Linked DNA regions of Mus musculus: all the other regions are linked to region 1. A link is a loop called in an ENCODE intact Hi-C map of the cell type or tissue named here. Cell type or tissue: heart. All regions are shown on one strand.

The links. A loop is a pair of places that touch in the nucleus more often than their neighbours do. Peaks named below come from ENCODE experiments on the same cell type or tissue, not always from the same donor. Only the 100,000 strongest peaks of a DNase experiment are listed, where the experiment ranks them.
Region 2: it touches region 1 in a loop (4-fold over the local background); 3 of 42 quality-filtered maps call a loop at or near these places.
Region 3: a loop joins it to region 1, with 8 times the contacts of the local background. A loop is called at or near these places in 16 of 42 quality-filtered maps.
Region 4: a loop joins it to region 1, with 7 times the contacts of the local background. A loop is called at or near these places in 24 of 42 quality-filtered maps.
Region 5: a loop joins it to region 1, with 7 times the contacts of the local background. A loop is called at or near these places in 13 of 42 quality-filtered maps.
Region 6: it touches region 1 in a loop (11-fold over the local background); 14 of 42 quality-filtered maps call a loop at or near these places.
Region 7: a loop joins it to region 1, with 4 times the contacts of the local background. A loop is called at or near these places in 8 of 42 quality-filtered maps.

The regions. Positions count from the first base shown.
Region 1 is chr12:9,568,464-9,572,463 of GRCm38, forward strand. It overlaps 1700022H16Rik (RIKEN cDNA 1700022H16 gene), which reads right to left and starts at 2,122. Exons shown (of 4, transcript NR_045488.1): 1 at 2,057-2,122; 2 at 1,743-1,920. In heart, a CTCF peak has its summit at 1,600 (motif pointing right); a DNase peak (open chromatin) is centred at 1,718; H3K4me3 peaks cover 1,704 bases; H3K27me3 peaks cover 1,187 bases.
Region 2 is chr12:9,920,236-9,924,235 of GRCm38, forward strand. The region is part of intron 1 of Gm33734 (a long non-coding RNA gene); the gene reads left to right. Among named protein-coding and RNA genes, the nearest start is that of Gm33734, 2.6 kb to the left of the region's middle. In heart, no CTCF peak of the experiment used is centred here; DNase peaks (open chromatin) are centred at 336 and 1,676.
Region 3 is chr12:10,221,693-10,225,692 of GRCm38, forward strand. No RefSeq gene overlaps it. Among named protein-coding and RNA genes, the nearest start is that of Gm46324, 150 kb to the left of the region's middle. In heart, CTCF peaks have their summits at 1,370 and 2,363; no DNase peak of the experiment used is centred here.
Region 4 is chr12:9,050,179-9,054,178 of GRCm38, forward strand. No RefSeq gene overlaps it. Among named protein-coding and RNA genes, the nearest start is that of Ttc32, 22 kb to the left of the region's middle. In heart, a CTCF peak has its summit at 2,061 (motif pointing right); DNase peaks (open chromatin) are centred at 813 and 2,073.
Region 5 is chr12:10,535,747-10,539,746 of GRCm38, forward strand. No RefSeq gene overlaps it. Among named protein-coding and RNA genes, the nearest start is that of Gm38407, 91 kb to the left of the region's middle. In heart, a CTCF peak has its summit at 1,529 (motif pointing left); no DNase peak of the experiment used is centred here.
Region 6 is chr12:10,587,973-10,591,972 of GRCm38, forward strand. No RefSeq gene overlaps it. Among named protein-coding and RNA genes, the nearest start is that of Gm38407, 140 kb to the left of the region's middle. In heart, a CTCF peak has its summit at 1,884 (motif pointing left); no DNase peak of the experiment used is centred here; H3K27me3 peaks cover 290 bases.
Region 7 is chr12:9,250,174-9,254,173 of GRCm38, forward strand. No RefSeq gene overlaps it. Among named protein-coding and RNA genes, the nearest start is that of Gm46323, 120 kb to the right of the region's middle. In heart, a CTCF peak has its summit at 1,793 (motif pointing right); a DNase peak (open chromatin) is centred at 1,788.

The DNA of each region.
Region 1 (4,000 bases):
CACACACACACTAACATATTATCTTTTTTATATTTTGTATTTGCTCAAAGTGTTTGAGCAGTGGTTTGCTCTCTAGTGAAAAGATTCTCTGTAGGAAACTGGGTTTGCTATAAGCAAATGGATTTTCCTGGAGTCATCAGAGGAAATGTGGCTGTTTGGAGCTGGTACTCTGATACCAGTTTAGACCATAGAGAAGGGATGGTTGGTTTTTGTGGATGGTTAACATACTGAACTGAGTTTTCCTTATTCAGTGTTCTCAGTTCTAACCTGATGCCCATATCTACCCAAAGCTGGTATTCAAGTTCAAGTCTCTTGATGGAGGAACACCACACGTAAAACACTGCACCAGAGAGGATGATTTCCAAGTTTCAGAGGGCAGCAGCTTCTCTTTAACCTGGGTCACCACTCTGGTGGCCTGGCACCTCCTCAATATGGCAGCATGGCCTACAGAAGTTTCCCTGACATAAACACAAAGGAGACCCAGGCACGTGGTCCCCTTCCACTGGGTAGGTAATATTGTTGAAGCACCAAGATTAAGCACTTTGAGGTTTTGAGTGACTGGGGCAAGAGCTGCACATATGATAGTGTCCTGAATCATCTAGCTGAGGTCAAATCCCTTGGCATCCTTTCCTGAAAGTTGAAGATGAGGAAGACATGGCTACACTCTACTCCTTAGTGGGGCAAAGGTAAGGCTAGGTGCCAGGAAGGATGGATCTTCTTGATCTGGAGCAGGGCAGAGCATTGATCTTTTCCTTTCCAGGGCATGTCCATCTCTGCAGTGTTGCTGTTGTTGTTTCTGTTGGTAGTGGTGTGTGTGTGTGTGTGTGTGTGTGTGTGTGTGTGTGTGTGACTTTCTCAATAATTTGCTCCAAGGAGTAAAGTACCATGATCTTTTAGACCTTGTGTTTCTTTTGTAGCTTGGGGACTGTCTAGAGACTTGTTTTCATAGAGAATCTTAGGGTTTCTGTGTCCAGATCTCTGTCAGAGAGCCTGTGTGTGGATAACAAGAAAAAGAGAGGGTCCAATTAAAACACTTTTGGAGAAGTCAACAATGAAAAGGGATGCAAATAGGAGAGACTAAAGCACAAATAGCTTCAAGAATTTAGGGGAAATGGTTCACGGGAACAGATTCTCTTCCCGTTCCTGTGCTTCCTCAGAGTCCAAAACAGACCTGTGAGGAGGATAATGTGCTCCAGGGAGAACTGAGCCATGGTGAGAGAGTAAGAAGGAGGTAACCTCACCTCACGGTGCCTGGACAGAAGATACACACCCCAGTCCATCCCTGAGAACCACAAATCTTCCCCCCAGATCTTTGTTCATAGTGGTTCCCAAGATGAGAAGGCACTGGAGGCAGAAAATGCTAAAGACTTCAGATTATTAAAATAAATAAAATCAGAAATGTCTGATTTGATGCAAGGATGCACAAACCTTCGAAAGGGGTGGGGAAGAATTCTCCCTTCTTCTAGAAGAGTAAGAGTGCACGTGATTTTAAAAGAGTAATGGGAAATTCCGTGAAAACCACTCTGGTAAAAATAAAAAAAAAAAGGGATAGCTGAGTTCTTGGCTTTTCTAGGAAAGGAAACTGAGAGATGTCGCTTCCTCGCCAGCAGGGGGAGCGTTTTCTTCATGATTGCGTCGGGGAGCTTGGTTTAAAAACTTCGCAGCCAGACGTTTTCAGAGCCCCCCAGCCGGAAATCGCTGTGCAGGTAACAGCCCTCCAGTGTCTGGAAATGTTTAATTACCTCGAGCACTCCTTCCTTCGGTGCCCCTTGCAGGTCCAGTACGCAGCGCTGCGGGTGTGGTAGGTGATTCTAATCCAGGGTTCCATCCCAACTGCACACAGCTCAACTGCAACAACTTTTCTCCATCTTCTCTTGCTTTGTAAGACACTGGGTCTTTTCTGATGTGCTCACTTCCCACCTTGGAGGAAAGAACATTTCAGTTCCACCAGAGCGCAGGTGTTTGTGTGTCAAAAATGATTCTAATCACTCATTTTAAAAAGCTCTACTATGCCCTTCGCCCATATTTTGCACAAGTCATTATCTTTTCATTTTACCGAAGAGAGTATGGCCAGAGTTCGTGCAATCTCTTGTGTATATTCGTGTTTCCTTCAAAAAGAAACAAAGACAAAGGTATATATCCACGTAGATGCCCTGTTGTGACGTTTAATAATTAGAAGATGCTTAGACGTTCACAAGGAACTTAGGATGCGGGAAACGTCTGGGAAAAGGGTGTTCGCTTTCCCTTTCAGTTTGGGGACCGTAACTTGCCTGTCGCTGTCACAACAATAAACATCGACCTTAGCCACGGGCTTCTGTTCTCTAAATCCTGGCTACCTTGTAGATTTTCAGAGGCTGTAAGGTCTCAAACTTGTACATAAGCTGCATTGCCTACCTCTGAAATTTAACCCCTCCTCCTCCGAGCTGGATTTTGACCCGATTGACTATAATGGTTCCAGAGGAACTATTGAGCCATTACAGTTCATCATCTCAATGAGCACACGGGTAAAGCTAAATCCCCTCCCCTCGAGATTTAAAGGTTCCAATCTTGCATATGGGGTGGGGTGGGGGGGATAATGAGAAGACTTCCCTCAAGATGTCCACAAAGTAGTTGCAGGAAAGTTTGCTGTAAAAGCGACACTTCGCAAATATTAAGTAAATTCCACTTAGCAGAAAGAGATCACTTTTGTGTATCTGTGGAGAGGTACTGGGTTCAGAAACAAGCGGAGACCACCCAAATCATTTTTAACTCCAAGACAGGTTGTATCTTTTCTCTTCTGATTGGCAAAAAGGGACTGGGGTTAGGACAGGAGGACAAGTAGAGGTCACTATCACCTGGGCTAAGCCTGCGGGGTGCGGGGGAGGGAGCCAGGACTGGCAGCCACAGTAGTGTCTGCGAGGCTGAAAGGCTGCACTCCCTGTGGTTAAAGTTTGGGAGGAGTCTCCTGCAAAGCTGGGGGTCGCGCTTTGGCTGCACTCTACCAGGACCAGGATGCATCTGGAAGCAAGCACGCAAGGGGCCCAGGGCTAGAACTCTTCTTTCTGGAGTAGAGACCCTTTCTCCAGGTGATCAACTCCTGCAGAATCTGGAACTTTTTGGGCGTCCCTCCTGGAGCCAAGCAGCAGGCAGTGGCCAAGGGAGAGACTCAGAGAGGAGTAACCCGTAACCGCTGAATCTGGTTACCCTCTGCAGGCTCTATGCATGCCTAAACTATAGTCTCAGTCAGTGGAAGTTCTGAGAGACGGAGTTTGTGGACCCCAGCAATGAGGCGTGGGTGAGATAGGAGTTTCCTCTTCTTCACTGGGCTCTTGGGCTGATGTGACCAACAGCACCTCTGGGTACAGACTGTCTATGTCATGAAATAGGTTTGAAACACGACATCCTGGAGAATTTTAAACGAATCTAACTTCTTCAAAAAATGCCCATGTCTTCCTAAGTACTCTGAACCCTGCCCTCCATCCACTAGTTTCTGTCCAACCTAGTCTGGCCAATTTCTCTTAAACAGTTGGGAGAAAGATGCCAGCAGTTGCTCTCCTTAGCACAAAGTACAGAATGGCTGGCAGCTTCCGGGGCTACTGGGGCGTCTTCCCCCAAGTAACACCTAGAAGAAAACAGGACCTTGGATGGCCTCCAGGACATCTGGGAGCCATGCTTTACATGGGGTCGCTCACCAAGGGACTCACAGTGGGAGGGAGCACTTCTAGCAGCTGACCCAAGAAGCAATCCCTTAGTAACCAGGGATCTAAGCCCACTGAGGTGACCTCAGTCCCTGGGTACACAGCTATGCACAGTCCTGTCCTGCTTTGTTAACCAACTCCCTGGAAAGATCTGAGAGCCAAAGCCTGAGCTCCCAACCTTGCTTCATGCGCCTTCTGAGTCCTCTCATTTCCAGGACTTGCTTGAAGGCCAGGTCAGTTTTTCCAGGTAAAAGCAGAATTAAAAAATCTGCTTGCATATTCTTCACCTGGAATCAAAGCACTGTTCCACCAATGTAGGTAAC
Region 2 (4,000 bases), 350 kb after region 1:
TTACTTGCAGCTTACCAATTTATAATAAGAGGTTAGACCTGATTGTTTCTAGGGGTTCTTATCAGCTTGAATATTTTACAATTCATTTTCCTGGAATATGAATGCAAAGGGTTGTAGCAATAGCTGTGAATTCTCTAGAGATCATGATTTCTACCTGGCTGCCTGTGTTTCTTTGTAGGATGAGAGTTTTGTTGTATCACTCTTTGCTACTGATCCACCATGAAATGTCCTGGCCACATCTTCCTACTACCACCCATGTTTCTTAAATCTTGCAAAGTCTCAGTCATGCACAAGCTTCTGAGCCGGGTACTTGTTTACACAGTTTCAATCTTCTGGGAATTCTCACTCAGGACTCTCTGTTCTGTGTTCATGTCTCTCTCCTCTGTGCTCTTGGCTTCCTTGCTGATTATTCTCTTGCATGGCTCCTTTCCCTTTATGGCGCCTCATTTTCATTTGGTTCACATTGTTTGTGTCAGTGTATTTAAGCTCAGGGCTGGTATTTCTGGATCATTTCTAACAAACTGTTTACTTTTTCTTCCCTTCTTTCTCTTCTTGTTAGATCATCTGAGTTTTCCCATCATTTCATTCCAGCAGCAACTGCACAAAATTCATCAATGCAGCTTAAGATTTTTCCATTTGTTTACTGGAAACTTCCTACATACACCAAGTCATCTTATTCCCAGGCAGAGTCACCTTCTGGGTTCTAGCTCGTAGATTCTGAAACTTTCCCCAAACCAGAAACAGTGTACTTCCAATATGATAGGCAGGACTTTGAAGATGAATGGGTTTTTTGTTCGTTTGTTTGTTTGTTTTTGTTTTTAAGATGTCCAGACTAAGTCACCCAAATTTGTAAATATGATATTTTGTGTCATGACATATGGTGAAAAAAAATTAAACCACATTGTCCAAAGGGACAGAAGCAATTCATGGAGAGAAGGAAAAGGGAAATGAAAGGAAGATAAAGATACAGAGACAGGTGCTAAGGTTAAGGGCATAGGCTCACTTGATTATGGAGACTAAGAAATCCTAAGTCCTGTGGTCTATTGTTTGAAAACTGGAGATCCAGGACACTGGGGTATTGTTTTGACAATGAGAGGGTCAACAGTATAATTTCTGGTGGAGGACAAGAATAGGGTGATAGGCTAGTTTATTATAAGACAGAGAATGAATTCTTTCCTGCTTCTGCCTTTTTGCTGTAGGTAGGTTCTCTAGGAAATGGGTGAAAAGTACATGTGCTTTCAAGTGAACATCACTCCCATGTGAGTCCACCATGCCATAGGCTAAGGGCATCTGAAAAGAGTCTAATAGTTGCACCCTTGACTTGGACACTCTGTTTTCTAGTCAACTTGCAATGTGGATTTCATCATTCTACTAGAATTGATAAGGAGATCAGTGAGGTGAGCCAAACTGCCATGAACCTTTAAAAGTAGAGCATTTTCTCTTGCTTCCCAGATGAATTCAGGGAGACTTGATGTGCCAGGCAAGACATGCTGTGACTAATGTGGTGACAGAGGGGCATAGAGGAAATATGAGGGGTACTAGGAACCAGAGTGAAGAGCACCAAGTAGCCCTTGGCCATTTTCCAGCTAAGAAATAAGGACCTTGTTCCAACCAGCAACTGGAAGGAGAAAAATGTGGTCAACAACCCAAATGGTCTTGGAAGCAGTTTCTTCCACAGGGCCTCCAGATGACAGCCTTCCCTGGCCAACAAGTTACTTTTCCCCCTGAGAGACAAAGAGGAGAACCCGGTTACCATGTGCCTGGACCTCTGACCACAGAAACTCCAAGATGATGCATTTGTTATTTTAAGCTGGTAAATTTATGGTATTTTCTTGCTCAACGATGGACAACTAATAACCCAAGATATTTTGCTACTTTGGTACATCTGTTTTCCCAACTCTATTCCATGTCTACAGAAAGAAAATCTGTGGAATCCTTGAGTTAATGGTACCTCAAGCCAAAGAACTCCTAAGCACCGAGGGTAGAGGAACCACCAATTAGTCTTTTAAATTATTGTAATTCATAATCAAAATACTTATTAATTTGAAAAAAAAACTGGAAAAGTTTGGCACAGATCTCCCCCTATTTATTCACCAACACCATAGTGAATTAAAGTCACTCAGCCATACTGGAGTATGGGCTGAACATGTGTACAAGTGGGTTTTACTAGGCACAATTCTCAGTATAGTTTTCAAAGTAAACTTTAAAAAGTAAGATCTGTTTGTAAAAGTTATTTTTAAAGAGAGTAGACTATAGCAAAATTAGATAATAATAGAATAAAATTGAGAATATAAAAGTAGATGAAGTCAAATGATAAGATTTATAAAACAATCATCAGTTTTAGAAATAAGGTAAATTTGGTTGGTGAGAGAAAACAACATACAAGATGAAGTACAGTCTTGTTCTGATAATTTGGAATTTTAAATATTAAAGACAGCTAATGGAAGACAGACTGTGATCAAAGAATCAATTATTGGAAATAGTTTCTTTTTTCACATCAAATTGCTTGAAGTTTCAAAACTCCCAAAGGGCATCTGACCTTCAAATCAATGATGAATCCCTTCAAGCCAATTATGGTGACTCATACCTGCCATCCAAGAGGCTCAGACAAGAGGCACTAGGTATACATCTATTTAAAGGCAACCTTATCTACTTAGTAAAGTGTTCCATAGTAAATCAAGGTCAGGCTGAGCTTCAGGATGAAAATCTGTCACATACAATCAATCAACAAAATTATTTGCATTATGCATAGAATTGGGATTATTTAATTCACTGTTTTGGTGGATGAAAGTTGTAAAAATGTCAGAAGCCAATGGTGAAATTTAGTAAAGTATAGATTTTAACTGAAAGTTATAATTTCTATTCATCTGTTAAAGAATTTCAAAAACGTATATATCAAAAATTATTATGTAACCAAAATGGTATCATCGTTATATGTGTTGTATTAGGAATCAGAATATAATCACATGCTGCTTTGGTCAAACTAGTGACCACTATTTACTAAGAGTAAACGGTGGTAGAATCCATCCACAAAAGTGGGCCTTCGAGAACCTCAGATAGTAAAGTCATTAATGATTTTTTATCAGTAGTTTTCCAAATGAAGCTTCTAATGGACAAAGGCCAGGTTTAAATGCTCCTAAATAAATGTCTTAAACTAAAATTTCCTAACTGAGGCTATGGCAGTCAATGTCAATTCAGTAGGGCAGAGAGTTATGGGATCATGGAAGCTGGCTAGCTCAATGGTTTGGGTTGGATATGCTTTGTTCTTTTTAAATTCAGGTTGAATCTGAAGACTTCATTCTAGCAGTGTTGGGACCAAGAGCCCAAATGGGAGGCCTTTACCCCTCAGTTTGAGTTCCTGCTCTTTAGATGGTTTAGTTATTCAAGAATTAGCTGTAATAAAGCAAGTCTCTCCTCAATGATCTTTCCTATGTGTTCTTACCACCTCATGCCATCTGCCATGTTATAGCAGAGCAGAAGACTGTGGCCCACTGTAGCTGCCTGATCTTAAAGTTCTAGACCTCTAGGCATGTGAGCCAAAATAAACCTATTTACTTCATAAGTTACTCTATCCTGGACATTCTGTCATAGCATCAGAAAATTGGCACAGATGTGATGCTAAATTAAAGAAGAGAAGGGAATAAATGAGACCTGGCTATAAATGGTAAAGAACGGAGGAGAGAACTCTGGGTAAAGAAACCAGAGAATGTGATAGTAATGTTACCAACATAGATGAAAATTATAACAGGTCTTCACACATTTTTCTGTTTAAGTGCCCCTATTTTTATGATATCTTCTAAAGAGATTATTGACATAAACCTTTAAGAATGCAGTTAAAGTTCCTAGAGAATCAGTGGCTCTCTACAGTCAAGCAGAGCTGATCATCTGACACAAGTTACAGCCATACATGCTGCCATGAGAGCTTGTGTTGCTTCCATGCAGTTTAAAAAAAAATTGTGTATTTCGAGTGTTAACTCATTCAGCTGAAATCTTCAGGTGC
Region 3 (4,000 bases), 650 kb after region 1:
GAAGTTGAAGTATAAGAGTCTGGAGAATGATTCCTTGCTAAATAAAAGGTTAGGTAAGGCAATGGTCCCTGGGCCACAGACTTCTGGCCTCCTCACTTTCTTGAGCTCCCTGTATCTGTCAACAGCAGCATGACCCTGAGCCTGTGGACAGACATGTTTGTGTTTAGAGCACCCTGGGCAGAAGAACAGCAACTCCCCCAACTCCAAGCCATGCTCACTGGCTGTCCAGGAGGAATGGGAGCATGGGATCACACACTGTTTATTTGTGGTTCTTTTAAGTGATGTCCAGAGACCTACATTTCATGCTTGTTTGAAAGTGTATACCTAACAGGGGAAGCTGTTAAACAGCAGTTGGCCTTCACTCTAGTTATTTACTTATTTAGTTACGTGTCAGCATGCGGTTTATTGAGTCATAAGTCTTCTTAGTATGTAAAAATAACCAGGATTTTTAGATTCCTGAAGGAAATTCGTATCTTATATTTATAAATATTTCAAAACTATCATATTTGCCTGCCAATATCTAAATTAAAGCAAAAGGAATCTGGTTCTTTCTTTTTTCATATACATTCTTTCTTTGACTGCTAGTATAATGTTTTAAATAGGAAGAAAAATGAAGACAAATAATTCATTTCAGGGTGTGAAAAAAATCTACAAGTTATTCTAAAATAAACCGAGTCAAATTCCTTGAAAGTGCTGAAAACTATTTCAAGATAAGCAGATTCAATCAAGTGAGAGATAAGCAGTTCTTTGTAAGCTATACATTTACATTTTGTTACAAATCTCTGACCTCACCAAAAAAAAAAAAAAGGACTTATACATGAAGAGGAAAAAAAATCACATCCAAAACACATTTTTAATGCTATTTCTTATTATGAGAAGTGGCAACATAAACCATATTGGTTAGGAAAAATAAATTTCTAGAGTAAGAGACTAGACAGAAAAGAGACAGATGAAGAAAGACTTTCAAAGTCATATAGCCCTGTAAGCTGGCCCATGTGATCTGTAATGCTGAACATTTTCTTCCTGGCACTTCATTATAACTATGCAGAAGACAAAATATGTACCAATGCTCATGGCATCACCCAGAAGGTAAGTTCACTGAGAGAAAAAGCATTTCTCTTTGGCTTTTGGAAGTTTTTCTATACAGTACATTAAGATGATTTTCCTCCACAGATATATCAAATCTGTCCCCTCAGGCTTCCTTCATGCCCCCCCCACCCCGCCCCTGACCGTGGTGTATTGTCACAGGGAGAAAATTGGAGCTTTTAGAAAGGCAGACTGATAGGGAAGCCCTAGAGAAAGCCGAGTGACACTCTGAGTGGATAACACACAGCTGCCTCCTCCTGGTTCCTTAGGAAATGCCCTTTAAGCAGTGGTGAGAAAACACTTTGAAGAATCTAAAGGGATAGATTCCCCAGCTGCCTTATCCATTCATTTTTAGAACTATCACCAACAATGAGTTTTGAGAGATAAAAGTTTGTTTGGAAATTCCATTCTCATGTGAACTGTGGTTAAAAGCAAACGGCTCCCCCTTCTCTCATTTTGGCTAGAGATTTATACACCTCCCAAGTCTTATTTCTATAAATGGACTACAGAGTATCTTGACATTCTCTCTGACAATAACAAACTCCCTTTCTATATTGTGGCACTAGGCTCAGACTGTTCAGGAAAATGAGATCAAATTCCATACCTGAGGAAGTTGGGTCAGAGAGCTTTGGAAGGCTTACACTAAATCCACTTGGACATTAACGTTACTCAGCTCTCAAAGTCCATGGACTAATGTTCCCTGAGCTATGGGTGCTGTGAGGCACTAGTGTCTTCTGATATGCAAACACAGCCTTAGTACAAAACACCTAATGATGGAAACACAGAGAAAATAACTGTATCAGTGTTGCTATTGCTTATTTAAAGAAAAGCCTTACTTCTCTCAGATCTTACAGTGTATACATGCACATACATATGCAAACACCTACACACACACACACACACACACACACACAAATATGCACACCCTCTTATCTGCACATACACATACTCATTTTGTTTGTACACTGATAAACTTCAAGAAGACAAGTAGTCATCAACCATTACTGTTCTTCATTACCACCATTCTAAGCTTTCGGAATCTCATATGGGATTTATAAGAATAATAATTAGCACTATGCATGGATTTACAAAGAGATACAAAGAAGGATTCTTAGCTTCATCCTCAGTTCAAATTTCAAATTTAGAGTAAATGAAGACCTTGGTGTATCAAATAGTTTGAGGATTCCAGTTTCAGCTGGAATAATCCAGCCCCTTTCTACACCGAGATAGAGAAACTCCACAAGCTGTTCAATGGTGCCCCCTTCCTGTCAGTGACGAATTTGACACAGAATAAAAATTGCTCTTTTACAATGTATGACTAAGAGATGTTAGCCCACATCGAATCTTTGTCAGAAAAGTAAAATGAGTCAAGATTCAGAACATTGAAGAACTTCATTCAAAACCATCTTTAACCTGTAGCTGGAGGAAAGCAGGAATCCCAGGACTCCGGAACTCAAACTCTCAGACTGACTGAAAGTATGCTCATGGTTGCAATATAGTCTAAAATTGTATCAAATGCTATCATAGAAATGGTCTTTTCAGAGTATTGTGACACAAGCTAATGACAGGAATCTTGATAAATCAGAGGCCTTTAATTATGTGTTTAAACATTGGCAAAGCATAAAATCAACTGCTGGACAACTAAAATGAAATTTAGAATTCTCACGGGTTCACAGAGGTATGTTAGATTAGGGGTTCCTTTATTCAGAGTGGCATCTATAAAAGATTTGTGTGGGCAAAATGCACCTGAGATTGTATGCAAGACAGAGGGGTGCCAACTTCAGCCTGAAGGCTGTAAGCAGGCACTATTGTGCAGTATAGTACTGATTAGTATATACTCAGTTAAATATCATTACTGTCTATTTTCTTCATTCAAACATCTAACAATACTTACAGGACACAGTTCTACACTAAGCCCCAGAAAAATCAAAGGATTTGAATGAAACTTCTTTCTCTGTATATTCACAGTATGGAACGACTAAAACGCATTGCAAAAACAAGGTAGAGGGTCTTGTGAAACAATAGTGGAAAACAATGTGCCATGCTATTAGATAAGGTAAGATAATAAGGAAATAAGATACACTTGAACATGTTTTTTTGGGCATAAGAAAGAAGAGATGAATTGAAGTAAACTAAATGAAGAATTAATATAATATATAATTTTTTAGTTTGGATTTAGAGGGTTCGAAGCATCTATAAATGTGAAGATAAAATTACAAAGATGATGAGGACAACCTCAGAATAATGGAAAGAAGAAAATCCAACTTCATTTAAAATGAATAAAATAATACTGATATAAATATATAATTTCTTCATCTTATTTAGTATATTTTTAATTAAAATAGAATTATATTCTTTTCTCCCTCCTTTTCCTCCCTTAACTCCTTTCATGCCCTGCCCCATCTCCCTATCAAGGTGATGGCCTCTGTTTCTTTGATTATTATTGCTAAACAGGGATGTGCATAAATGTATAAATATAGCTGTACCCTGCCTGCCTGTTTTTCTTGTTTGTGTTTATATTATTCCAAGGCTAGCCACTTTGTGCTGCATATACAACTAAGAGACTCCTCCCTGGAAAAGGCTAATTCTCTCTCTCTTCAGTCATTAGTTGCCATTAGTTCTTTTTCTCCAGCAGGAACTCCATGCATGTGGTTGTCCCTTTTTTCTGTGTTAGCATATCTAACAATGGTCATTGTTCAGGTCTTATTTAGGCAGCAATCTAGGACACACTGTAATGGCAGAACTCTGGTCCTCTGGATCTTACTGTCTTTCCACATCCTCTTCCCAGTGTTCCAAGTGCTATAAGTAGGAGTTGTAATTAACATAAATAAATACAGAGCATAGTATTATGGACAATTAACATCAGTCTAGAAGAAATAGAACAGAAAATAATCTTTTTACTTTTCAAAAATAA
Region 4 (4,000 bases), 520 kb before region 1:
CATGCAGACGGTTTGCTGGGCACCTAAAATCCAGCATCCAGGTAAAAGCTGGGTGGTGTGTAGCTATAATCCCAGCACTGGGGGTTGCTGTGGTGACAGGCAGGTTTCCTAAGCTCCCTGGTCAGCCAGCCCATCCATAAGGATGAGTTCCAGCGTCAGTGAGCAAGTGTATTAAAAGGTAAGGTGCAGAGCACTCACACACACACACACATACAAGCTTCATGCTTCACACATGTGCTTCGTGAACACATGCGTATGTACGTGGACATGTATGCAGATAGGTATCACACGCACACTTGTGATTCAGTCATTAGAAGTTGTGAAAGTGTGTTTGGGGCAACAAATTCACATTTAAAGTTTGTGCGTTGGCAACTGCGGAGCTTGTGCGATCTCAATCAAGTATTTCTGATGAAAGCGTCATGTTCAAATGGCAATACACTGCAAGTGTTAAATAAATACCAGATTGTGAATACTCTGTTCACAAAAGAAGAATGCTAACCATTGCTAACATTTTTATATTGATTATGTGTTGAAATGATAATATTTTGGATACATCGGATCAAATAAAATCACATTAAACTTACTGTCACTGGCTCCCGTCACTTTTGAGCTCTGTGGTTTGGGCAGTTTCCCCCTAAACTCTCTAGGCTTCAATTTCACCTTATCTGCAGTTACTGCAGAAAAACCCCTCTGGGCTCATCAAAGTGCTGATGGCTGAAGGAGGAGGTTTCCAGCCTCGCAGTGAGGCTGGCCTTGGAAGGGTCAGACCCCCCTCCCTCCCAGACAGGAAGCACCGCCCAGGAAGCCGTTTCCCAGGCCTCAGGATTAGCACTAGCCCGACACCCAGCCATTGCAGATGACTCTCCCTAACAAGCACAGCTTTGCACTTTCTGGAAACTCTCCCTCTGGCTGAGTGCTCCTGGCTCGTATACCTCCCAGTTCCCTGTACCTGGGTTTCCGGCTCAGGGGGGAGAGAACAGGCATGAGCCTCCCTATCTTCTCTGGGTGGTTCCAGTGTTTTCTTGGTAGCTGCCTGGGGTGAGGGTTATGGTCGACAGGAGCTTCAAGGAATGTCCAGGAAGCCAAGGAAACCGACCAGACTCAATAGCTCAGAAAGTTACAAAAGTCACAAGCACTCCTCCTCCAATTCCTACCCACTCTAGAAACCAGAGCAGTTGCTGGCAGGAGACTCTCTTCGCTGGAACTGCCTTCAAGTTGGGCAGGAGGTTTCAGGAATGCTGCTTTTCTGGGTCTGTCACTCATAGTCGGGTGGACTTTTCGGTGATACTGTGGTCTTTGAGTCACCATGCACCTGGATGCAATGCCCACCCATTCTCCTGTAAGTAAATCCAATAAACTCACTGAGTCACCTGAGTCACCAAGTCAATATTGGGAATTAGTTCTTTGGCCTGATTTTGGTTCCCTAAATAGACCCGTGTTATGCCTCCCTGGGAAAGGCCACACAACACCATTTTCTCCCTCCTGTAATTCAGGGCTAGGGAACACGAGTCCAGGCTGGGTTAGGGCTTGTTTTAGGGTTTTGAGTTCAAGCCCCAGGCTAAGGCTCTGCTGGGCACCACATTCTTGTCCCTTCCCTCCTGGAGGAGCCTGGAGGTGTGGAGTATGTGATGGCAAGAGGAAGAAAGCCTCCTGTCGGGCTTGCCAGGCACTCACTTACACAAGCTGCGTATGTTTGAAGTGACTTCTGTGTATGGGTGATTTGTTTTCCTGTATGCTGTGTGCCACATGTTAGCAGTGTCCACAAAGACCAGAAGAGGACATCGGACCTCCTCAGAACTGGAGTTTCAGACTGTTGCGAGCCACCATGTGGGTGCTGGGAATGGAGTCTGGGTCATCTCTCTCTCTAGTCCTGCAAGGTGTTTTCTTAAAATAGCTGTGCATGTGATTGGATATCTATAAAGGGAGGGGACCTTGCTGGTCTCTAGGGTCTGGAGAGTCCAGAAGATGTGGTACTTAACATCTAGCATAGCCATGGACACATGGCTAAAGGTGGCCTGCTGTTTCATAGACCTGCCTGTTGCTCTAGGCATGCCATTTGCCATATGGCCACTAGGTGTCATCATCACACCATGAGTGGGCCTCTTAGCCCGGTCTAAGAGACACATGTGCAGGACAGGGCCTAGGACAGGTGTGTGTTCTCTAGTCCAGGCTGTGTTCTGATGGCTGTGTGTCTGCCTTATTGGATTACAGTGCTGCTGCTGACTCTAATTGGGACTTTCAATAGTATGTCTTTTCCTGTGGAGAACCGCAAGTCTTACCCACTTTCTTGTGCTCTGAAATGCCCAGGCTCACCACCCCTGGGAATCAGAGGGCCAATAACTACCATCTTACTTGAGGCTTATGTAAAAGTCTCGGAGGCTCTGAGATCTTGATATATCTGACACGTTTGGAAAAATGAGCTGCCTGATCCCTACACCTCACTCATATGGGTCTGGCCTCTAGACCTGACATCAAGTAGGGGGCACGTGTAAAAAGACCCTCACTCACCACACCCATCCACAGGCAGGTTGGGATGATATGGGAGCGATATATTTGTTTTATCTTTGAAATTATAATATAATTACAACATTTCTCGTTCCCCTTTCTTACCTCGAAACCCCAGCATATCTCCTCTGCCCCCAACTCTTTTCATTCAAACTCATGGCCTTTCCCCCAGTGTTATTGCATGCTTAACATATATGTATTTACATACATACGTACAACTAAATATACTACTTGGTCCATAGAATATCACTTGTATGTATGCTTCCAGGACTGGCCATTTGGCAGTGGACAGCCATCTGGTGTGCTTTTCCTGAAGAAAACTACCCTTGGGGACTGCTATTTTGAAAGGGGTTCCTCTTGTTGGGGCTGGGCTCCTTTGTCTTAGCTCAGCCTGGTGTAGCCTCCTTCTCAGAACACAGAAGAACCACCTCTTCCCAGGCCCATAGGGGCTGAAGTTCTGACCTCCCCTCCCCCAAAGGAGATGTTATTTGGAAACAAAATCATTGTAAATAAAGGGAACAGGAAATCATATTGACTAGAGCAGGCACATTTACATACAGATTTACATACAATGGGACATTTACATACAGCTTAACCCCAGGGGATGCTGAGTGAAGACTAAGCCAGACCAGGTGATCTTAGAGAGGGCTCTGGGCCACCAGCAGCCAGAGAGGCTGGGCCGGAGGGAAGCATCTGGAGACCCCTTGAGGGTGGCCTTCTAGGTCCCAGGCGAGACTGCAGTCCCTGTTGTTTAGTGCACTATGCTTATGGCTCCCTACTAGTCAGTCTGGCAAAGCAGGGCCGGTGCCCAACTCTGCCGTCCTCCCTCCCTCCTGGACCTCAGATGTGATCAGCCAGTTCTTTGTCTCCTTATTTGGCCCTCTGGCTGAACAATTCCTCTTTATTTTCCATTCTTCTGAGCCTCATACTATACTCTCTGCCCTACCCTGCCTCGGACTCAAACAGAACCCACTCTGTCAGAAATCTGAGTTCTACCGGCTGGCAAGCAAGCCGATGAAACTGTTTACACCAAAGGGTGAGTGACTAATCCCTAGGAGACACGATTCCAGGGACGATGCGACTCTCCCACAGGGCACATACCTGTTCAAAAGGAGTTCATTAATGTCAACTTTTTGTTGAACGAAGAAGAGTTTTGTAGTGTGAACTTTTATCTCCTAAGTAATCTATCTGTTAGGCATCTCAACTGATTTTCCAAACGAGGGCTAGAGCCCTGGAGTCTTGTGTCTGGACTGGACTAGAGGCCCAGACTAGGTCAGGCTTTTGTCCAGGTGAGGGCCTTCTCTACAGGCCTACCTTGCCTGCAAACCAGTGGAGTCTAGGCCTGGCTTCCCCTTGTTCCTCTCAGGGAGCTCTGGTCACTTCTCAGCCTCTTCCCTGGCTCCACGGGGCTCCACACTAGCCTTGTAAAAGGGTAACTGCTGGCTCTGATTGGCTTCCCTTCAGCCTTTCTGACCAGACAGGTTGCCCCCAGGGA
Region 5 (4,000 bases), 970 kb after region 1:
GAGTTGATTTCTATGAGCCTGGGAAACCTGCTGGAAATACCAGACCTCTTCCTCTGAGCCCTAGCACAGGTGAATAATGGCTTTTTAAAACTCTTTATTTTAGGAAGCTGAATTGATATATTGAAACATGGTCCCAGGAGCTGGATGTGAACTGTCCAGCTAGAAGAGTAAAGAAGCCTGCAGAGGTACCCAACTCTAACGCCACCTGAGACCCCTTCCTGGCTCTGCCTTGTGTAAAGATCCACACAAGGTCCTCAAATGAAGAGCAGGGGCTGTAGATCTCCGCTGGGTCCAGGTCCAACACATGAAACTCCAGCTGTCTGGTGATGGGCTTTCTGGGCCAAGGCCAAGGCAATGGTATGCTCCTCACAGGTAGTCTTTTCCCGTTTCTGAGGCTCCCCAAGGTGTATTCAATAATGCGCTCCTCATCCTGAAGCAGATGGGAAAGTGTTTTAAAAGGTGCCAGGTTTATTTATGGAAGCAGGAGACAGCATTTAAGAGATGCGCTTTGCCAATGTGAAATGTGAACTCTCAAAACAGGAAGTGTGCTTTACTGCCCATTTATTTTATTGCTGTATCAGCTGCCCAGAGCTGAGGAATCCTTCCTCTCAGGCATTATTTATTTTCTAACTTCTGAACTAGAACGTCTTGACCATCGGTTCATCCGACTCCTTGAAGCCCGATTCCAACTCCGACCATGTGCCCTGTGCCTTACTGTCGTCCGGAATGCTTCACGGAGAGCACTGGAGACATTGGAAAAACATTGCTCAGCCAGCGTCTTTGTGTTTATGTACACGAGAAGCTGAAAACAATGAAACCAAATGATAATAGATGGTAAACATTGTAAATGCTTCTTAGAATGATGGAGAAATTACGAACTCTTCTCTTCTATCTTAAGACGCTTGGAAACACTGAATCATCACTGAAGCCACATGACATTCTCCGTGGAAGAAAATAGCTAGTTAAATTGAATTTGTCATTTTGCCGCTGGTAGTGATAGTAAGGAAACAAAACAATTTACTGTGTTCTTCAGTTTATGCTATTTTCATCTGCTAAGATGTAAAAGGCTTTATTAAATAGGCCAGTAATAACCAGCTAGAAGCACTTTGATATCAGAATAGCCTTGTATGTACACAAGCACAAGAGTAGAGTACAGAAGCCTCATGTCTTCTTACAGGTTCTATTAAAGAGGTAGATATCTCTGTCATTGAGAACTGAGAAGGAATCCAGAGAGGGAGAAATGGAACTTGCCATCTACATGCATTAGGGAATCCACAGATTCTGAGTATAAACAGACAACACAATCACATTCAGAAATGCATACAAACATATGCATGAAAATTTGTATGTGCTTGGTACTTCTCTATTATATCTTAAAAAGACTTAGTATTTACTTCATCTTTAAAGAAGATTTTTCTCAGTCTAGTCTATTGGAGACTTCCTGAAGATGTGTGCTTTCACACTTGGACCACCTGGTCCATGGAAACTTACATTCCTGGGAAACACACTCAGGCGGCACATGTGTTACAATGGCGCCACCTTCTGGACACTCCTGATATACCTTTCCTTGTTTCACAGTGGCTCTCCGTTGACCACAGGAAAGTCAATAATCTGACACTTGAGCCTTTTATGATCTAGCACAAGCTCATGTTCAGGAGTGATCGCCTCATAACATGCACATAGGTGATCTCTGAGTGAGTTTAAATGTATATGCATCCTCATTATCAACTCAATGAAGCAAACCAAGACAGGAACTACATATTGGTTCTATGGCTCAGTCCTAAACTGTGAGGATGAGTGAGAATAGAAAGCCTTGATACTTATAAAATACTGGTCATACGTGCTCATGACAACCTGAATATGCTTCTTGATGGTGTTTAGAAGTTTAAATAAAAAAGAAAGCAAGAAGAAAATAGACAACAGGATATGGATCTGAACTCAAAATGAACATGGAAAAATGTGTAGAAAAAATCTTGCAGGAAGTGTCCCAGTGAGTAAAGCACCTGCTATACAAGTGTGAGTGCCTCCATTTGAATCCCCACAATCTAAGCCAATCTGGGCACAGCTGTGCACATCTATCTGCATGTGCACTGATCTCTAGGAGAGATGAGAGGTACAGTCAGGAGGATCCAAGAATCACACTATCCAACTATTCTGGGGTTCACATAAGCAAGTTGCATATATATCTTATCTCAAATGAAGTAGGAGATGAAAACCAGCATATAAGGTTCTCCTCTAATTTCCTCATATACAGAAGCATGTGTATGCCTTTGAAACACATGCATACACACACACCTATACACACAAGCACAAATACCATATACAACATCACATATACATAAAATGAAAGTGGAAAATTCACAAATGACAAAAATGCAAAGTAAAGTCTAGCAATGTTAAACTTGACTGTTAAACATCAAGAGATTATTACTGAAATGATAATAATCATTATAATAATAGTCTTGTTGCCTAGAAAACAGGCAACTTTACCCTTCCACATGACATCGGTTCTAGAAAGAAATCTTAGTATTCACTGTGGATCTTATAAATATGATTATAGTTTAACCTAGAAATTGTGTTTGCAAACTTATCTCCAACGTGTATCACCAATTTGCTGTAACATTTGCTAAAATAATGGTCAGTTTACCATTAATCTTCATAGAAAAAAGTGAAACATGTCATATGAATAGCCATAAGAGATTGCTATATATAAATAAACATTAGAATTGATAATATAGTAGTTATGTAAAATAGACATACATTTTACATGTCTACTGTTAATATGACATTATTTGGTGAAAACAAGCATATTATGTTTGATAATATTTTTTCTTTTAAAACATGTATAGTAATCAATGCCTATCCCAAATATTAATGCTGCCTTACGTATGAACTGTAAAAATGGCTGCATGTTTCAACCTGACAATCGCAATATAAGACTTCCATCCAAGTGAAACGGCCTCATGAAATAATAATATTATATATAAACATATTTATTGATAAATTACTAGTAGTAAAATTTCTGGGACTAATGTAAACATCCAAGAAGAGATGACTAGTAAAGAATGTCTAGGATATGCATTCAAAGGAAACTAAAGTCATTAAAATGACTGAGAAACCTACATGGCAAGATGTTAAGTGCCTATTACACAATGTTAAGTGAGAGAAAAATCTAATGAAACAATGGCTTTGTGAGGTAACGATTACATGCAAACAGGACTGTGGTGTATGTAATGTGCATACACAGAAGTCAACAGTCCAGGCAGACCTGAATTCCACTGTAGCTTTGCTCAGGTTAAGGTACTCAGCCCCACTCAGTATGGAAGACTAGAATGTCTAGGTGCCCTTTGTGAAAGAAAACTGGGAAGTTGAAGGCCTGAACAGAAGCAGAAAGATCTCTTGTCCTCAGGCTGCTTCCTGGGAAAGTTTCTTCACAGAAACCCTGCTGCTTTGCTATCTTTCTCAAAAGATGACATGGCTTTCTTTCCTCAAAGGACAAAACAAAAATGAAGCTGTCAATGGTGATGTATCAGAAAACAAGCCTGCCTCTGACTTTGTTCTGACACATTGGACTCACTGACTAAAGATTTTATAGCAGGACCTGAGGTCTTCAGCTTATACATTTTAATCCACTTGTAATGTCCCCTGTACTATGTCCTGTGTCCTGAGTCCAACCCTCAGGAAGTGATCTGGAAGAACCAGATCCAAATAAGAAAGAGATTTAAAGAAAGAGACAAATTGGGCTTAAACTGAAGAGAGAACCATAAGCCAACCCCTTGATGCATTCCCTGGAAAGGCAGATCCTCCAAGGACATGCCTCTGCTCTCAGAGAGGTTGGCCTGGCAATTCGCTTACACACTCCACTTGGAGAAAATTCTTTTCAGCACTCGCCAAAAATGCTGGTCCAGGTTTCTTTGCCTAGCAGCCTTGAAAGCTTGCACACATTTAGAGAAAATACTTTCAAATGACTCTGGGGTTCTGCTTTATGTTTCATATTCCT
Region 6 (4,000 bases), 1.0 Mb after region 1:
CAGGGTTGCCTAGAAACCCAGAATAGTCAGCATGGATGTATGTTAAAAGGTATTTTGTTTTAAGTTGGCTTGCATGATATGGCCTAGGTAATCCAATGTCCATCTCATATCTGAGAGTCTGAGATTGCCATAACTTCTCTGTCTGTGAGGCCGGGTGCTTCAGCAACCTCACTCTGGTATTGATAGTCTGGAGGATCCCTAGAGAGCGGCTGCTATTTAGTCCATACTGGAAGCAAAAGTGAGGTCCTAATATCAGCAAAAGGAATGCAGCAACGGAACGCAAGCTGAGAGACGTTTCTAAAGCGCAGGAGGCCAAAGCAAAGCTTCCCTCCTCTGCACTTTAGCTGAGCTGTCACTGAAATGATCCGGGTGCCCACCTCACAGAGTCTGAATCCCTCACTGGACTGTTCACTGGCTTGTCTTTCCAGATCCAGTCAAGTTGAAAGCAAGTTCAGCCACCACAGTCAGGAAGAGCAGAGGGACACTATCCTAACTCATGGCTTTCCTCTTCACACAGGTGGGGACATGCATCACTTGGAGATCACAGGAGCAGTGGCCCTCTCCCACAGGTGATGCTGCCCGGCTGGAAAGAAACAGACAACGTAAAAGGACACCCAGAAGCTTATTTGCATCATTTACCAGCGATGGAGTTGTCTGAAGAGCCACTTTGTAGGAACAACCTCAACTGCTAGGAGAGTCATGAAAAAAGCTGAGTCAACTGTCAAGGAATAATAAAGCCATGACTTCTTTTCACGCTTACTTATAATTCTAAGAATATTTATGATTTATTATTATTAAAGCCACTGACCTCCTTCTATATTTTTAAATGACTTACATTATCTAAGACTCTAAGGCTTCCTATAGATCTTTGGGAATGCTTTAACATACTATCCATATATTATTTATGGATCACAACGCTTAATGCTATGATGTCGTTCAGTGTTTATGTCTACTCTCACCTGACCTTTGTTGTGATGCTACTTTTCCCAATGCATAAATGATAAACGTTTGCTTTAAAATTGAGGTCTATTTAGAAAACAAATAACTTCAAAAGCTAAGCAAGAAAAGTGCAATCAAATAGCAGATGTCACAGAAGCAGTGGAGTTAGTGGCGGGATGTCTGAAGTTTGAGGTGTGGTGGTTCAAGGCAGTTCAAGTCCTAGCACCCATGGCAACCAGAGGGGTGTGTGTGAGCATCTACACCTTCCCATTATTGCAGACTGCTGCACCAGACTATCTATTTACATTTTCAAAGGGATAACTAGCTAAAGAAAATGCTTGTCTCAAACAAGTAATAATGAATTGAAACACACACACAGAAGTATGAAGAAAATACCAGGTGTTCTCCCACTGTGTTTCAGTGTGCAATGGGGCCCATTCTGACTTAATCTTTACAATACCTATGTGTTTGAAGTGAATAGACCAGAGGCCTGAGTCAGGCCATGGTGCCAAAAGTCACTTTATGCAGCTATCAAAAAAGGCAAAATAGAAAATTCAACAACTGAACTAGGGCGAGGTGGGAGTCTAAATTTGTCTAAGATTCTCGTTTTTCTAATGCCCCCAGAGGGACATTAGGGCATAGGTGTGTCTCCTTTAGATTTGTGAAGCAACAGTTGGGTGCGGCGGCCTGTATGAGTCAGGGAGGCAGTTAGACCTCTGAGACCCTGCAGCAGATCCGTGAGCAAATCCACTAGTAAACAGTACGTAAATATTGGCTACAGTCGGCTATTGTGGTTATCTTGTGGCTGAACTGACTCATTGAGATTTTTCGCTTCTCACTTCATCGGACCTTCCATGAATTGCAACAGGATTTCAATAGGTCCCAGACGCTTAAGGATGCTTCAGAGCATTAGTTACACTAGCAAATGCTGCCATCTAGTGGCTAATTCCCATCACTGCATGTTCATTCCACTCAGTACTCCATACTGCAAATTCTATGGCAGTTAGGAGACCCAGACTTTCTGTTCATTTGGCTCCCTGGCCCAGCCATCCAGTTGTCCCTCAGCAGTCGCCCTCAGCTTTCTTGGCTGTCTTTGCGCCTTGAGGTCACGCAGTCCCTTATCCTTCATCGTTCATACTCTCTGCTCCCCATCATTCAGGGTCCAAACCTGTGGTGTTTACTTCCTGGATGTCTATAGGCATAGAGGCAAATCTCACAATACCTTTCTTGCTTTCTGTTGTTTCTTGCTTTTTGTTTACATATAAAATTAACCAGACTCCATTATTTCTTGCAATACCCAACACAAGCCCACACATGAATGAAGCAAAATAATTACTCGATGATTTAACACCCCCTGCTTCCCTACCCCACCCCACCTCTCATCCACTTTGAATTTTTTGAGACAGGGTCTCTCTGTGTTGCCTTGGGTGTCCTTGAACTCACTATGTAGACCTAGCTGGCCTCATAGTATGAGATCCACCTGCCTCTGCCTCCAGAGTACTGGTATAACTCTATTTGGACATTTGTGCAGAAATCACCTTTCGTAATTGTGTGGTTGACTGCACACAGTTAAACAAGTCTACATTCCAGCATGCATGGAGGCTGAGCACAGGAGTTCCAACTCCTGGACTAGGAGCTACAACAATTAGTTGGTGGTTGTTAGGAGAGGGTGAGCCGATTCTCTTTAGGGGTGTGGTACCTGGTAAGGTAACCTTCTTCCAACTGAGGCCCCAAAACCATGCCTTCATAAACAGGCAACACTAAGGTAGAACTAATTAACTCTATGTGTAGCTGAAAACAGGAACAAACATCAAGTTGGAAGGTGATGGGGGCGTGTTCTGGAAGGCAGAAACTATGAAGTGAATATGATCAAGATAATTGTACACATGTAGGAGACTATCGTGGACAACATTTTAAAACAGTATACTTCTTTTAGATTAATAAAATATTTTATTGAATTTCAGGAGCTTGGCATTTAAAAAATTCTGAGTTTTTGCACACAGGTCAGAACTCTGCTTACTCTAGAAGAGCAGATATGATTGCCACTTCTGTTATTGTGTCACACAGTGTAGAAACCCCAAATCCTGATGCTCCCCAACCCCTTCTGAACTGCTACAGCTACTCCATGACCAGTCCCACAACAGAGGACAAGCAAGTGGGGTGGGGCATTTACAGAGACCAGCTGCTGACTGTGGACACACTCTGCAGAGCGGGGAGTATCCCTACAAAGTTATACTGCACACATTCTGGAGTACACCGTAGCTAGGACTGGGTGCATTTCCATTTGTGTTCTGTGTGGCTCAAGCCAAAGCTGCTGAAGTTACCTAGTTCCTGAGGGAGCTCAGATGTTTAGTGAGGGTCAAAGAGAGATTTCTTATGTATTCAAGACTGGCGTACCACAGTGGTCCTGTGAATTGCTGCAAGGTCATGCACCCCCACATTAGACATCTGAAAGCAGATGAACTCCACCTTCCCTGGTGTGTGCAGGGGCTTCTGGGAACTCAGATGAACATCAAACTAAAGCAGTGCCTAAAACACTGGGAAAAACACTTGGATTCAGTACTCTGTTAATCCACTATTTAGCATCTGCCCTCTCCTCACCAGTGTTACATTTCTATGTATCAAAGCAGCAACAAGCCCAATATAGCAGCAAGAAGAAAAGGTGAGGGTGTGCCTGCGGCTGCATAAGCACCCTCCACTCACTAGAGACTGAGAATATGGCCTTACAGAAAAAAAAATATTCTCCTGTCATCTTTTATTTTTTTTTCTATGATCCCGAAAGTAATCCCTGAAACCCCATAAGATCTGTTTGGAGCTCAGACATAAAAAGTCTGCAGACTTCATTTACATAGAGAACATCTACCCAAGTCCTAGTCAATCATGCTACACAGAGATGTCTCCTGATACACAATATGTCTGCTTGGTGGTGTCTGAGCCCACCTCACTAGGGCAGCCTCCTATCTGACCACCATATTGACTGAGGCTCATAGTCTAGACCCACATGTTAGGCACAGTACAACCAAAGTACTTTAAAGAACTTTGAAAACTGCAAACCTTTAAG
Region 7 (4,000 bases), 320 kb before region 1:
CCTTTTCAGGACATTAAAAAACATGAGCCCTGGAAGGAAAACAAAGTGCCACTTCTGAGGTTCCTTTCTATCTTCTCAATCAGGGTCAAATTCAGTCTCATTCCCTTGGTTTTCAGGGGATTTTGTCTCCTTCTATCTAACAAAGAGGACCCCGAGTTGTCCCCATCCCTGAACATGGGAAATGGGAAATCCTCTCTTTGTGTCCAGGTGACTTGAAAGGGGGGAACCTTGGAAAGAACATAGTTCAGTTATGGAAGTGACAATGACCTTGAAGCCTATGGTGTTTGAATCTTAGAGATGATGACAGTGGCTAAGAGAATCCGAGACATGTAGGGAAGTATCATGATTTGATCTGGTTCTTGTATATGGGTTGTGGAAATGGATGGTGTCTCTCTTGGGCTGAAGTCATTATGTGTGACAATGTCATCTCGGAGACTGAAGCTACATATGAGCCACTTACAATCTTCTTTTGAGTGAGGGGCCTCAGCATCTTCCCCAGGTTTCTGGTCTGGAATAATTATACTTATAAGCAGCAAGCTATTTTTTTTCTTTGTTAATTCTCTTTGAGTACATTCATCCAGTGACAGACATGGATCCTGACCAATTACAAATTCAAGTTCTGTAGATTCAATGCTGGGCCTGAGACTCCCAACCCTCCCTGGAGTGACTTTTGCTTTGGAGACAACCTCTGTCTAATTCAAGAGCCTATTTTTAGTAGCCAAGATGAAATTTAAATCAAGATATTTATTTTATGTTTTAGGTGTATGAGTGTTTTGCCTGCATGTATGTATGTTATCACATGCATGCTTGGAGCCTGCAGAGGTCAGAAGATGGCATCAAATCTCCTGGAACTGGAGTTATAAATTGTTGTAAACCACTATGTGGATAAAATCTGGGTCCTCTGGAAAAGCAATAAGTGTTCTTAACCCCTGGACTGTTTCTCCAACTGCAGCCAAGATGTCATTTTGATGCATACCTTACTCATGGCTTTAAGTTTTAAACCCTTTCTAGCTTGCTTGCATCATTACATCTCTAACTACATCATTCATATGTAGTCACCTCTCATCCATATACTACACATGGCATGATCTTCTTATCTAAGAGACTTCACAGAGAATCATAAGTCCTCTCCACATCACTCCACAGCATGCATTCTTACACATGGCATGGCACCACAACCGCAACATGTTTACCCATGACATGTTATTTTTCTCCCACTCTTCCTGGGCTGCATACTCCATTGCCATAGGGGCATGAGACAACCACACACTATGTCCTTAAGCTTTGCAGCCATATTTGACCAGCCTTCTTCTGGAGTCAGTGCACCCAAGGTTGGTCCTGCCAAAATTATTGGAAAGGCGATAGTGTGTCTAAAAAGGAATTAAAAGTTAAGTATATATAAAGAGGCAAGGGAGGGTGAGAGAAACAGAAATGATTTGGAAAATATCTCTAGGATTTGAAAACAAATGTATGATATTCGATCCCTTCATGATTCTTTTGTGGCGCTCGTGTTGCTAAATATTGCTTGATGGAGAAAATATTTGGCAAGAACTGTGAGTTTTATTTAGAGTTTTGGGGGAGTCGGGGGGAAGCTTCTGAACAAGGAGTGAGCTGGCGTGGCCAGGAGAGGAGAGGAGGCTGGGCCTGGAAGGCTTTAGTGGGAATGGGAGACCAGGACCCCAGTCCCAAGAGATCCAGGATGAGTACCAGTCCACTCAAGCAGAAGAGAACCTGACCTTGGCTCAGGCTGGCTCAAGGAACCAGCTTCACTGCGTGCTTTCCCTGATCTCACCTGTAGGTGGCACCTTCCCGCTGACTGTTCTAGCTGCCAAGCAACCACTTCTGACATCCTCCAGAAGGACATTGTGGAGAGTCATGTGGGTACCGGGGTCCTTCTCTATCTCGCTACTGTTGTTTGTTCTGTTCTATTTCATTCTCTTTGTCTTGTTTTTGGTGCTGGGCAAATGAACCCAGGGCTTCCTGTGTGCTAAGCAACTGCTCTAGCATACAAATTCTACTACCCAGATTATAAGTGTGGCTGGTTTTGAAGGCCCAACTCCAAACCTTCTTCAACAACGGACCTGGACCCTTTCCTTGACCCCATGACCACTCTTCAAAGCTCTGTTAACACCAACAACCTCATGGTTTACCAATTCATTATTATATATGCAAATTTGCCACGTTCAACAAGGCAGCTATGATTCTGCTACTTTAGGGTCAAAAATAGCCAACAATAATATGACATTACAGTTGGGAAATGTATCATGTAATAAAATATTATGGTTGGTTGTGGGAGATATTAACGATAATGCATCACAGTTGTAAGATTGTGCAGAAGCAAGATGAAGGGTGTGTGTGTCAGAGAACAAGAATCATCGCAGGAAAGACAGGTGTTATTCTATGTAACAAGAAAAGGGGAGGAAGAGAGAAAACTTGAATTGTGCATCTGGGATAGTGAGTGATGTTACCCCTTTTCTTATGTCATTTCAGATGTGCAGGCATGGGCTCCTAGAGGAAGCACAGCTCTGGCCCCGAGTTCATGGCACTTTTTGGAGCAGATGCAAAGGCCTTCTGACAACTGTAGTTATAACCAGTGCTGGCTGGTGCCAGAAAGCCAGATTGCCATTCCAATGCTATATTGATCCAAAGCAAGGTAGCAGGACTTAGGAGAGACTTTTCTCCAGTCAATTGCCTGGGGATGAGCTTTGCAAGGGCTGAACAATGGCAGGGAGCCCCAGGCTGATCTCTGTAGGTAGTGGCTCTTCTCCTTCCACTCCTACAACAGCTTGGAGTTGAATTAATTGGTGATGGTGGTAAATGCAGTGAGGAGGGAGGCTGGCCTCTTATTGTGACTGCGCCTTCTGTGGCTCAGTTTACCAATCCTTTGACGATCATCCCTTACCATCCGTCTTCCGGGTACCATTCACTGTGTGTATGTGTGCATGTGTGCATGTGTGTGTGTGTGTGTGTGTGTGTGTGTGTGTGTGTCTGTGTATGTTTGTGTATGTGTCTGTGTGAATTAGTGCAAATACCCGATAACTAACTTTTACAATCTTAGTGTCACAGACTTTGGGACTGAGTAATCCTTAGGGTACCCAAGTGCCACCATTTTATTGTCGATGGTGACTTGAGGTATGGCAAGGAGCAAGAACTTGACTAAAGCCATAAGACAAACTGATAGCTGAGATGGGTCTCAGAACCCTCCTGGGACAGGCCAGGATGACTTTGTCTAATTACCCAGATCCATCCCAATTTGAAATCAGAGTCTCTGGCTGCAGCTCCAACAGCATTCCGGAACCGAGCTGTAAATCTGAGCCCTGCAGCCTCTCTGCTCTGACATTTGTTGTGTTTTACTGCCAAATGCTCCTGCTCGGAGATGCCATCTCCGGAGGGAGAAATTCTTGAAAGAGACACCCTTTCCCCCTTCCCAAATTAGGAGTTAATTAGTACCAAAATGTGCATGGTGGGGGTGTCTTAACTGGCCTCGCAAGGGCTTCCCAAAGCAGAAAAGTGCCTCCCTTTCGAAAGGCGCCTAATTGTGCTCGCATCTCTGTTTGGAGAAGGGAGTCTCTTCGTCTGGGCCAGGCACCCTCAGGGACGGATCTGTTAACTCGCTGTCACCTCCTTTTGAGATAGTATCGTCTTGTAACTCTGAGCAATAAAATGAGTAATTGTGGGCCTTTTGAAGCCAGGCCCTATACCCAAGCCAGTTTGTTTACCCTGGAAGGCCTCGGTCAGCCTGTCACTCTGTCCCTTGTGCATTTGCCGAGAGACCTCTTCCTCCCTCGAAGCCGTCAGGATGCCCTCGGCTCCTTGTTCACGTTCTGTTTGGTCTGAAAATGCCCCAGTCCAGAAGTAAAATTCTTTATCCCGATGTCTGCTTCTCCTACTGGGCAAGCTTCCCCTTCGTGGGAATTTGAAGAAAGTCATTTCAGTTAGAATGCAGATTTCCTAGAAAAGTAGCATGACTCCCAATTCCATTCTTGCCCCCTTCCTAGCT